2 separate regions of the Homo sapiens genome follow, and region 2 is linked to region 1. Evidence: chromatin contacts called from ENCODE Hi-C or POLR2A ChIA-PET data. All regions are on one chromosome and are shown on one strand. The core of a region is the stretch at or near the end of the contact, and the rest is flanking DNA. Distances in the headings are between cores, read along the strand shown. Region 1 overlaps APP (amyloid beta precursor protein). Region 2 holds the start of LTN1 (listerin E3 ubiquitin protein ligase 1).

Region 1 (4,985 bases), core at 2,436-4,935:
CACTTTTTCACTTACATTTTCTGAAAATGAATATAATTAACCACCATGGGGCTCAGCATGCTGGTGGCCATTTGGAGGAACTTTTCTACCAACAGTGTAACAGAGAAAAGAGAAAAGGGTACTACAGCGTACCTCAACCTCCCCTGACTGTTCTGTGAAGTACAAGTGTAAGATTTCTCACTGTGATCTTTTGCTCCTCTGCCTTTTTACTGCCAAGGGCTAAGATGGGCACAGGGCCCTTTCCAGCTGCCCCTGCCTGAGAAATGCTTATTTGATGACCAAAAGCAATAACCATTCCATAGGACTAACGGTGATTAAGTCAGCTTACAAATCCACAAGGGTGGAAGAGACTGCTAAAGATATTGGAACAGACATGCTTAATAATGCCTAATTTCTACAGCTACTTTTGTGATAATACGAGAGGCTGAAATAGATAGGGGCTGAACATGGGAAGGCTGGTGTTATGAAGCCCAGGACTTGGATTTCAGCACTGGTGCTTACTGGCCATTGGGTCTTGAAGAGATTGGTTCCTTTCTCCCAGCCTCAGTCTCCTTGTCCCATCAGATTAATAATGCCTGCCTTGGGAGAGGAGAGTCATACAGGAGAGGGCATTTGAGCTGGGCTCTAAAGAGTTCAAATAACGTAGATGAGCAGAGATGGGCTTCCAAGATAGCAGGAATAGAAAACAAAAGTGTCAGAATGGGTATGCATGGTCTTTTGTGGGAATACCCCAAGCTATTTAGCCTGAGAGAGAGGTGTGGTGTAGACAGCTGGAGCTGTGAGTTCCATGGCTAGAAATACGGGGTGGGCCCAGACCACAGAGGGCCTTCAGCATCTGGCAAAGGAGTTGGAATTAATTCGGTAGAAAATGAAGACCCACTGAAACAAAGAGGGAGCCATTCTTGTGTGTCAGGAACTAAGATTTCAGGAACCAAACGTAAAATAAAAACCAGCAGGGAGACCATTGTCTCAGTCGGTTTGTGCTGTTATCATGATACCAGAGACTGGGTAATTTATAAACAAACAATAGAAATACTACAATTCTGGAGGCTGAGAAGCCCAGGATCAAGCCGGGTGCAGTGGCTCACGCCTGTAATCCCAGCACTTTGGGAAGCCGAGGCGGGCGGATCACGAAGTCAGGAGATGGAGACCATCCTGGCTAACACGGTGAAACCCCGTCTCTACTAAAACTACAAAAAATTAGCCGGGCGTGGTGGCGGGCGCCTGTAGTCCCAGCTACTCGGGAGGCTGAGGCAGGAGAATGGCGTCAACCCGGGAGGCGGAGCTTGCAGTGAGCCGAGATTGCGCCACTGCACTCCAGCCTGGGCGACAGAGCAAGACTCCGTCTCAAAAAAAAAAAAAAAAAAAAAAGGCGCCTTGTGGCTGCATCCTCCAGAGGCAGCAAAAACTGTTCTCACATGGCAGATGCACATAAAGGGGCCTGTGCTGGTTTCCTCTAGCCCTTTTAGAAGGCAGTAGTCCATTCGGGGGCACGGGGTGGAACTGTCATGACTTGATTTCCAGAAGACCCCATCTCTCACTACTACCACAGTGGAGATTTAAGTTTCAACACATGACTTTGGGGGACATTCAGACCATAGCAAGCAGTGAGGAGACTATCGTAATTATCCAGGCGAAAAGTAATCATATTCCTAGGGGCGGTGAGGGTGGTGTGGAAAAGCAAGCAGGAAATGGCTGAGAGAATTCAGAAATAGAATGCAAAAGGATTTGTCGGTAGTGTGAGTACTGGACACGAAGAAATACAGGGAGTCCTGGATGGCTCTGAAGGATTCAAGCCTGTGACTGGGAGGGAGAATGGTTCTGCCATGATTAGAAAACAGGAAAGGTGGAAGGGAAAGCCAGGGACCTTGAGTACAGTTGTGTACCTACCAAGTGCATGGATCAGGAGGGAGCCCTAAGTTGGTATCTCCAGCAAACTGTTGGAAATATACAAATTTGAGTGGGAGGGAGAAGTCAAAGCTGGGGAAGTACATTTCAGATTCACCCAAAGGTAGGAGATCTTTAGAGTTTCAAGAGTCGATGGGATTTCCAAAGGGGAGAATTGTAGAAAGAGATGGAAAGAGATACAAGAAGAAAATGACAGGGATGAAGAGAGGAGAAAAAAAGAGTAAAAAGAGTTATTCAGAGATGTCACAGGGAAGAAGATAAGTACTGTGTATGCGAAACAGTGAGAACATTTCCAAATAAAGGACATGGTAAGTGATAGTAGATACCACAGACCCAAGAACAGCGTAGCCCCTGGGGAGTTCAAGAGCTTTCTCGCTGGCAAAGGTTATTTCCTGTCAAGATGAATGTGTATGCACCAATAATTATTAGTATTCCAGAATATCCTCTCTTTAGCATAGTAAGTGCTTAACAGTCACAAGCAAAAGATTTATATAAAAGAAATGCTCATTTAATTTATTTAATCAGACATTGGCTAAGTTATTAGCCGCTACCTATGGCTTTGTAAAACATGAAAAAGTTGGAGGAAATCTAATGAGGGTCTTTTATCTGTAAGGGAAAGGTCATCATGGGCATCAAGTATTGAATTTTAGAAACGGTGCCACAGTGAATAGGGATATATTATAACTCAGATTAGACTTCAAAAGGACTAATTTGCTTGGGACTTCCATCATTTAAAATCACTTGCAATAAAACTGACTACATGAAAAGATATTAATCACAAGCTTTAATGCTATTCCATCAAATTATTTTAATGGGTATATTTGAACAGAATTTTAATTTTTCAGATACATTTTTTGTCAATAGAAAAGAGAATTTGAAAGATGATTGTAAAATGTTACAAATCAAATTTAAATCCTGATCTTATTTTCATTTTCTCTAGCAATAAAACTAACCAGTGATGTGTCTGAAATATATACTACAGCAAACTCTTGACACAGCTATGATTGGAAAATGAGACATTTTGGTTAATCAAATATTATTGTTAATAGTGCAGTGCTGTCTGTCGGTCTCTAATTTGTAAAAATCAGAGAAAAACATGGTGAATCTTTGGTGACATAAGAGAAGACTCACAAATCTTCATATCCTGGGGTCAGTTTTTAAAGCAGTAATTACACATGATACAAGATTATATTCTAAGCTCTCTTTTTCCAGTAAGAAAAGATAAGTCAATGATGTTCCATAAAGCTGATTCTTGTTTAATCAATTTTTAAAGTGGGGGGGTAGGCGGCACTGACAGCATTCTTTGGAAAGGGAAGCAACAGAGGAGAAAGGCAGGATATTTGGTGTCTGCTCACATTGGGAAATACGGGGAGCCAGGGGTGGTTAAGTCCAGAGAAGGCTGGATGTCTGTCTGCAGGGCTACATCTGGAAGGGCAAGGGAACAGTTTCCTTGTTGCCTCAGAGCATAGGTCATGCAGCACAAGAGGAGCATTTAGGAAATGCAGATTTTTTTTCAAGGCAAGACAGTGAAAACTATTCAAGAAGGTAGCAAACTACTGGCCCTTTAATGCTTTTCTTATCCTTGCAAGTGTGCAAGGCAAGACAGGAGATTGTCTGTTGTCTTTCAGCTTGAATGAGATTGTGCCTCACTTACTGCCGCCACACCAAAGCCTGGCGTTTATTCCTGTGCGATCATTGTATACTAGGGACGTCTAACTGTGTCAGGAGGAAATGGCAGCTGAGCCCCTGTGGCCTTTCACCTCTAGCAGTGCCACGCTGCAGCACATTGGCCGGCTGCCATGCTCCTGCCTGCAGTCCTGCCAGCAGCTCTTGTGAGCTGCGACTTTGCATAAGTAGCTTGAATGCCATGTGCCTCAGTTTTCACATCTGTAAAAGGGAGATGATAATGGTACCTATGTCATGGCTCTAAACGCGATCATGCACGTGAAAGCAGTTGAAGTCTTGCCTGGCAGAAGTAAATGGTGGCTGCTGCTGCTGCTGCTGTTGTGATTGTTGTTACTCACCAAAGAGATGGTTTTGTTTGGTTTAGATGAGCTGCTTCAGAAAGAGCAAAACTATTCAGATGACGTCTTGGCCAACATGATTAGTGAACCAAGGATCAGTTACGGAAACGATGCTCTCATGCCATCTTTGACCGAAACGAAAACCACCGTGGAGCTCCTTCCCGTGAATGGAGAGTTCAGCCTGGACGATCTCCAGCCGTGGCATTCTTTTGGGGCTGACTCTGTGCCAGCCAACACAGAAAACGAAGGTAAGAGTCCCCTGAGCCAGCAAGGGCGTTCTGGGAGGTATATATACACATACATAACGTGTGTGCAAGAGAGAGAGTTATCTTTTGTATGTTCTTGAGTGGTGAATTTTTTTTGATGTAGTCATAAATATTTTCATTATAATTTTACTTTAAAAAGTAAATACTAGGAGTTACTATGTCATTAAAATAATATATCTGTGTAAATTATTCTTTATATTTTTTATGCTGCAAAGCATGTAAACTGCCAATTGTTGGAAAAGACAACAACTCCATTGTATAGGTGGCAAAACAAAATGGTAATGATTTACATAACATTTGCAGGTAAAGGGCCTCTTGTTTCGCACATGTCCAGGTTTGCATTCTAGGGAATATTATCCTTCGAGTGAACACTCCCGGACGAAGGGGAGCCACAGTGTATTATTGAAGAGGCAGTTCTTCACAAGGAAAATGTGTGGCAATAACATTCTTCTAATTTTTATTTTCCAGTTCCTCTTCTTAATATAAAATGGTACATTATATAACAAAAGTGGATACATAAAGAGCATGTACTGTATATCATATTATTATGTTTATGACTTTTTCAAATGAGGAAATGGAGGCACCAGGAGACTAAGTTCTTAAGTGATGACTTTTGGTAGGAATTTTTTAGAAATGTTTTTTAACTGTGAGGTATATTGTTCCCTCTGGAATGGAAGCACAAAATTCAACTTGTGTTTATGACGTAATGACCTAGAATGCCACCTTCCAAAAAAGCAGATAGATAGTGAAATAAGGAAAAATTACAGTTTACCAACAGAGAGGAGTT
Region 2 (5,443 bases), core at 596-3,095, 3.1 Mb before region 1:
TTGCTTTTTATTTAAGAATGTGTCTTAGAATTCTTCCTATGTGTGTTCAGATAAACCTTATTCTTCTTAAATGTTGCCTAATAGCTTATTGAATACATATAATTTATTTAGCAGTTCTCCAATATATAGACATAGGTTGCTTACAATTATCTTTCTATTATAAAGTTTTTGTGAACCTCCTGTAATATGTCTCTTTGTGTGACTTTTTTCTGAGACAGTCTGCTCTGTCACCCAGGCTGGAGTGCAGTGGCATGATCTTGGCTTACTGCAACCTTCGCCTCCCGGGTTCAAGAGATTCTCGTGCCTCAGCCTTCCAAGTAGCTGGGATTGCAGGCACCTGCCACCACTGCCCAGCTAATTTTCGTATTTTTAGTAGCGATGGGTTTTTGCCATGTTGGCCAGGCTGGTCTCGAACTCCTGACTTCAGGTGATCCACCTGCCTCGGCCTCCCACAGTGGTGGGATTACAGGCATAAGCCACTGCACCTGGCTTTTGTGTGCATTTTAAAATCAGGGTCCAGTCAGGAAAACAGAAATCACATTAGTTATTGAGAAATATTTTAATATGGGAAATTGGTCAAAAGGAATTATAAAAGGTAACAGGTAATCACTGCAGGTAGCAGCTACCATTCCTAGAGCTAGGAAAGGATGGAACAAAAGAAGTGGTTGGAGTCATCAGAACCTAAAAGCTTGAAGGAGGGCCCTGAACACCTTAGTTCAGGCCTATGAAGAATGAAGAGAGGGTGATGGCTGGCTGTTACTGGATCTCTGGAGCACAAAGAAGGGATCCCACGGTGTTGAGGCTCAAACTTCTGAGGAGGTGGCTCAAACATTGGCTATCTCAGGAGCTCAGGGGAGGGGCCGCATGAAAGTAGAATTCAGATCTCTGAGGAGAGCACTGACTGCTGCTGTGATCTCTGAGGGGTGCAATAAGGCTGATTCTGTGATTGTTGGAAAAAGGATAGAGATTAAAACCACCTTTTGGCTAAAGCAATTGCTCCTGCCACGGTAAAATGCAGCTGCTGCTGGCATGATGCTTACAGAATGGAGCAAGTCCCTTCTTCCTCTTGCCTTTGTTTCCCTCTTGTTCGTCCTGTTGGTGGAATCTAGCAGAAGCCCCCCCAGTAACATGGAGTTGAGTATAAAAGGGTGACTGCGTGGACAAGAAACAATAACCAGCACACATTTACTTGTTTCTCTGGTGTGATTCTGAGTCGCACAATCAATGGGTTACAGGATTTGTACATTTCAAATTTTAATAGGGACTCCCACATTATCCTCTTTCCTAAACTGCACGTTAACAGTTTCAATATGAATAAAAGGGGACGGGGAGGGGAGATTTAGAGAGAATAGTGCCTACAGCAGTAATCAAATTTTAACAAGACTTGGGAATACTGTCAAAATGCAGGATCTGATTCAGGAGTTCTGAGGGGCCCGAGTTGGCCTTTTCTAAAAAACGCCCAGGTGATACTGATGATTGCATCATGTTGGAAGTCTAAAACACTCCCATCTTCCCACAGCCTCTACCATAACATTCTAATGCTACCCTTATGTGAAACTGCCCCTCTGATGATTCACGCCAGTTTCCTACCCTCTAAGCAAGGAACAAACCTAGCTTCTGAAAGCGGGGAGGACAGGATTTGGCGCCACGGGTCCAATGCTTGGCTTCCTATTGGCCAGGAATGACATCACTCAGACAGGCGTGGCTTTAGCTGTGACGTCTCCGGTGGCGGATGGTCAGGGACACAGCGGGAGGCGGGAGCGGAAGTGGGGCAGCAAATGGACAGGGTGGGTGGCGGAAAAGGGCCCGGGGGAAGTTATTACAGGGTGTCCTCTTCCGCCGCCAGAAGCCGGAAGTTGTGTCCCGGACGTGTCAACCGGGGTCTGAGTGCTCAGAGTACAGCTGCAACCGCGACCATGGGCGGGAAGAACAAGCAGCGAACTAAAGGGAACCTGAGGGTGAGCGGGGGCTGGCTCGGCCGACCCGGGAGCCTCGCTTCGAGGCGGCTGGCTCCGCCCAGCGCGTTGCTGGAGGGTGTGTGGAGCGCGGCTGTAGGGAGGCGTGTGTTTCCCTGTCGAGTGTGACCTCTCTGTTGTGTGTGCGTCCCTGAGAGCGGTTTGTGTTATCTCTGAGCAGATTGGGGAATCGTGAGAGAAAAGATGTACCATGCCAGAGCTGTCCTCATCCGAGCACACACCCATAATATTCATGAAGAAATGATAATGTGTCAGGTTCACTGGAAGGTGATCTGGCCGAGGTAGCGGGTTGGTTGGGGGAGGGCGGCGCTGGGAAGAAGGAGAGTTGGGAGAATGTTAAAGTGAATCCACTGTGGAGGTTACCGCAGATTGTGCCTCTCCTTTGCTACCTACAGTGGCTTCTCCTAAGCTAAAGCTCTTAGGATGGTATATTTGGTTTCTGGACTGCCTGTTACCCCTTTCCATCTGCAGTCCCATCTTCAGCTCCCTCCTCTTGGCTTACTTCATCCAGCCACACTGATCTCTTCACTGTGCCTTGACTACCTGGCCGGCTCCCAACGCTCTTCAGTTAGGTGGCTCCAAACTTTGCTCTCGACACCTCAGTGAGGTCTCCCATGATCACCCTCTTGGTAGCCCTTCCCCACTCCCATGTTCTTCCTACTTTATTTTACTCCATTGTATTTATGACATTTATTGTCTTGGTTCACTAGGACGTAAGTATTTTGAAAGCAAATGTTTTTATCCTCGGAACCTAGAACAGACTGGCACCTAATAGACGCTCACTAAGTACTTGCTTAAGGACGACCTTAAAGTGGATTCGTGTAAAACTACACGATGAGGGGTTTTGTAATGGTATTTTTTTATGGTGTTAGATTTATTATAGCACAGTCCAATTTTATGAGAATGCTTTTTTTTCCTGTTTCTGATGTAGTTAATTCTAGTGATTTCAATGTCACATTTTCTTAGATCTGTCACTTAATCTGTTTTGGAAGATAATAACAGTATTAACAATTATAGCAACCTGTTGTGTTACTGTGCTAAGCACTTTACTTGCATCTTTTAATGTTTTTTATTTAACAGATTTTCTCAAATGTTTTATATTTGAAAAGTTCTTATGAGGAAAAGTTGCAAGAATATTAGAACGACATCCCATATACTCTTTACCTACATTTACCAATTGCTAATACTTGGTTGCATTTGCTTTCTCTCTCTTAATTTATGTATTTTTCTGAACTTATAAGAGTTAGTTGCAGAAGTCGGGACTCTTAACTCCTAAATACATCAGCATGTATCTTCTAAAAACAATGCCATTTTCTAGCCTGCAGCAATTATAATAATGGTTATAGTATGCAGAAACTTTGACTTTTGTATAATACTGTAATCCAGGATACAGCCTTGTATTTAGACTTCTGTAGTTATCCCAATAATGTTCTCTTTTTTCTTTTTTTTTTTTTTGTAAGACAGGGTCGCTCTGTCTCCAAACCTGGAGTGTGGTGGTATGATCATGGCCCACTGCAGTGTCAACCTCTTGGGCTCAAGCGGTCAGTCCTCCCACCTCAGCCTCCTTAGTAGCTAGGACTCCTGGCTAATCTTTTTTTTTTTTTTTTCGGGGACAGAGTCTGGCTCTGTTACCCAGGCTGGAGTGCAGAGGCGTGAACTTGGCTCACTGCAATCTCCGCCTCTCGGGTTCAAGTGATCCTCCCAGCTTAGCCTTTCCAGTAGCTAGGACTACAGGTACAGGCCATCACGGCTAGCTTATTTTTGTAGGGACAGAGTTTTGCCATGTTGCCCAGGCTGGGACTTTTTTAAAAAGATAAACCGTTTTAACATCTGAGATTCAGTCAAGGATCACTCATTCCATTTAGTTACCATTTGGGTTTCTTTGATCTAGACAGTTTCTCAGTACTGTTTAAGCGGGGAGAGGAGTGTCTTTTTTAACAAAATTTGGAAGAGCCTGGGCCATTTGTTTGATTAATTCAGATTCATCTAGTTTTTTCCTTATGATTAGATTCAGGCTAAACAATTTTTAGAAGGAATTCTTCATAGATGATGAGTCTTTCTCAGTGCATCACACACCAGGGGCACTTCGCACCTGTTTGTCCCCTTATTGGTGGTATTTGTTTAATTACTTGGTTAAGGTGTTGTTCATTATAAAGTTATATTTTTCCATTGGCCAATAACAAATAATATGTTAGTTTGAAACTGTGAATGTCCTGCTCTTCCACAAACTTTCACCTAATGGTTTGAGCACCCTTTGATTCTTGCTGGAATCAGTTATTACTATGGTGATTTAAAAACTTATGCTTAATCATGAAAACAACCCAACTAATGAATTAATTACTCATATCTCATTTTAAATGTGGTGAAACTGAGGTTTAGAGAAATTAGCTTGCCTAAGCTCATGTAGCCAGGAAGTTGTGGAGTTGGGATTTTAACTTTAATGTGGCAAAGTCTTCAATAGAAGACTCTGATACTGGATGTCAGGTATTCAGAGATAATAGATGTCTGCTGTTCTTGAACTATTAGTTTGATGATACAGACACATATGTAAGCAAATGTTAAAGAATTATGATGCAGGTATTAGAAGAAAGAATGTGGGAGAATGGAAGAGAATGGAGGAAGGCAAGTGTTGCAAACATGAGTTTGAAAGATGAGTAGGAGTTTGTCAGACAGTGAAAAGAAAGGAAGCGTTTTCAGGTAGAGAAAAAAGGTTATATAAAGATCAAATTGTGAAAGGCCATCACATAGATAACTTTTTTTTTTTTTTTGAGACAGAGTCTCGGGTCACTGCAACCTCCACCTCCCAGGTTCAAGCAGTTTTGTTGCCTCAGCCTCTCGAGTAGCTGGGATTACAGGCATGCACCATCACACCCGGCTAATTTTTTGTATTTTTAATAGATACAGGGTTTTGCCATGTTGGCTAGGCTGGTCTCAAACTCTTGGCCTGAAGTGATCTGCCCAAAGATACGCTCAGCCTCCTAAAGTGCTGGGATTACAGGTGTGAGCCACCATGCCCTGCCTCAGAGAACTTCGAATTCAGTTTGCTACTAGGGCATGAATGATGGCAGCATAATTTGAAGAAGGGAGAAGGAAGTGGGGCAAGGGAAGGAAAGAGTGGCAGGAGATAAGACTGGGAAAAGTTGAGGTTAGATGGTGAAAGGTCTTGTAAGTCTTCCTTGGTTTGGTCTTTGTAGACTCAGGATTGCCACCACAAATAACTCTAGAAGCTAGGCATGAAAGAGTGTAGACAGAAGTAGGCATAGTACAAAAAAAAAAATAAGTGCCATAAATAGAATTGTTTCTTAATTTTTATTGAACTATGGGTATAGCACTTAACATACAAAGATCATAAGAGTAACTATATTTTAAATTTAAAGTAGACATTAAAAAAAGATAGTGCATTTAAAAGTAACTTGTTACTTTTAAATTGGAGACTGGAAATTTGATACCTTCTCTTTTGCCCCTAG

What was found. A loop is a pair of places that touch in the nucleus more often than their neighbours do. ChIA-PET counts read pairs that join two places held with the same protein, here RNA polymerase II (POLR2A).
Region 2: a map of lower leg skin shows a loop between it and region 1 (9-fold over the local background). The contact joins the promoter of LTN1 here to the enhancer-like site in region 1. A Hi-C loop is called at or near these places in 1 of 168 maps with a recorded cell type or tissue (lower leg skin). POLR2A ChIA-PET finds 5 or more read pairs at or near these places in 1 of 52 experiments (PC-9).

Annotation. Positions count from the first base shown.
Region 1 is chr21:25,910,936-25,915,920 of GRCh38, reverse strand. APP (amyloid beta precursor protein) reads left to right here. Exons shown (of 18, transcript NM_000484.4): 14 at 3,959-4,180. Among named protein-coding and RNA genes, the nearest start is that of GABPA, 180 kb to the right of the region's middle. Within about 2 kb of position 3,685, at least 7 of the 41 ENCODE cell types and tissues checked have a DNase peak (open chromatin) inside an H3K27ac peak, as active enhancers do.
Region 2 is chr21:28,989,279-28,994,721 of GRCh38, reverse strand. It overlaps LTN1 (listerin E3 ubiquitin protein ligase 1), which reads left to right and starts at 1,845. Exons shown (of 30, transcript NM_015565.3): 1 at 1,845-1,958. The coding sequence starts at 1,917. It overlaps LOC105372766 (a long non-coding RNA gene), which reads right to left and starts at 1,619. Exons shown (of 3, transcript XR_007067835.1): 1 at 1,591-1,619; 2 at 1,041-1,152; 3 at 541-940. RefSeq lists enhancers at 1,561-1,620, 1,931-2,040.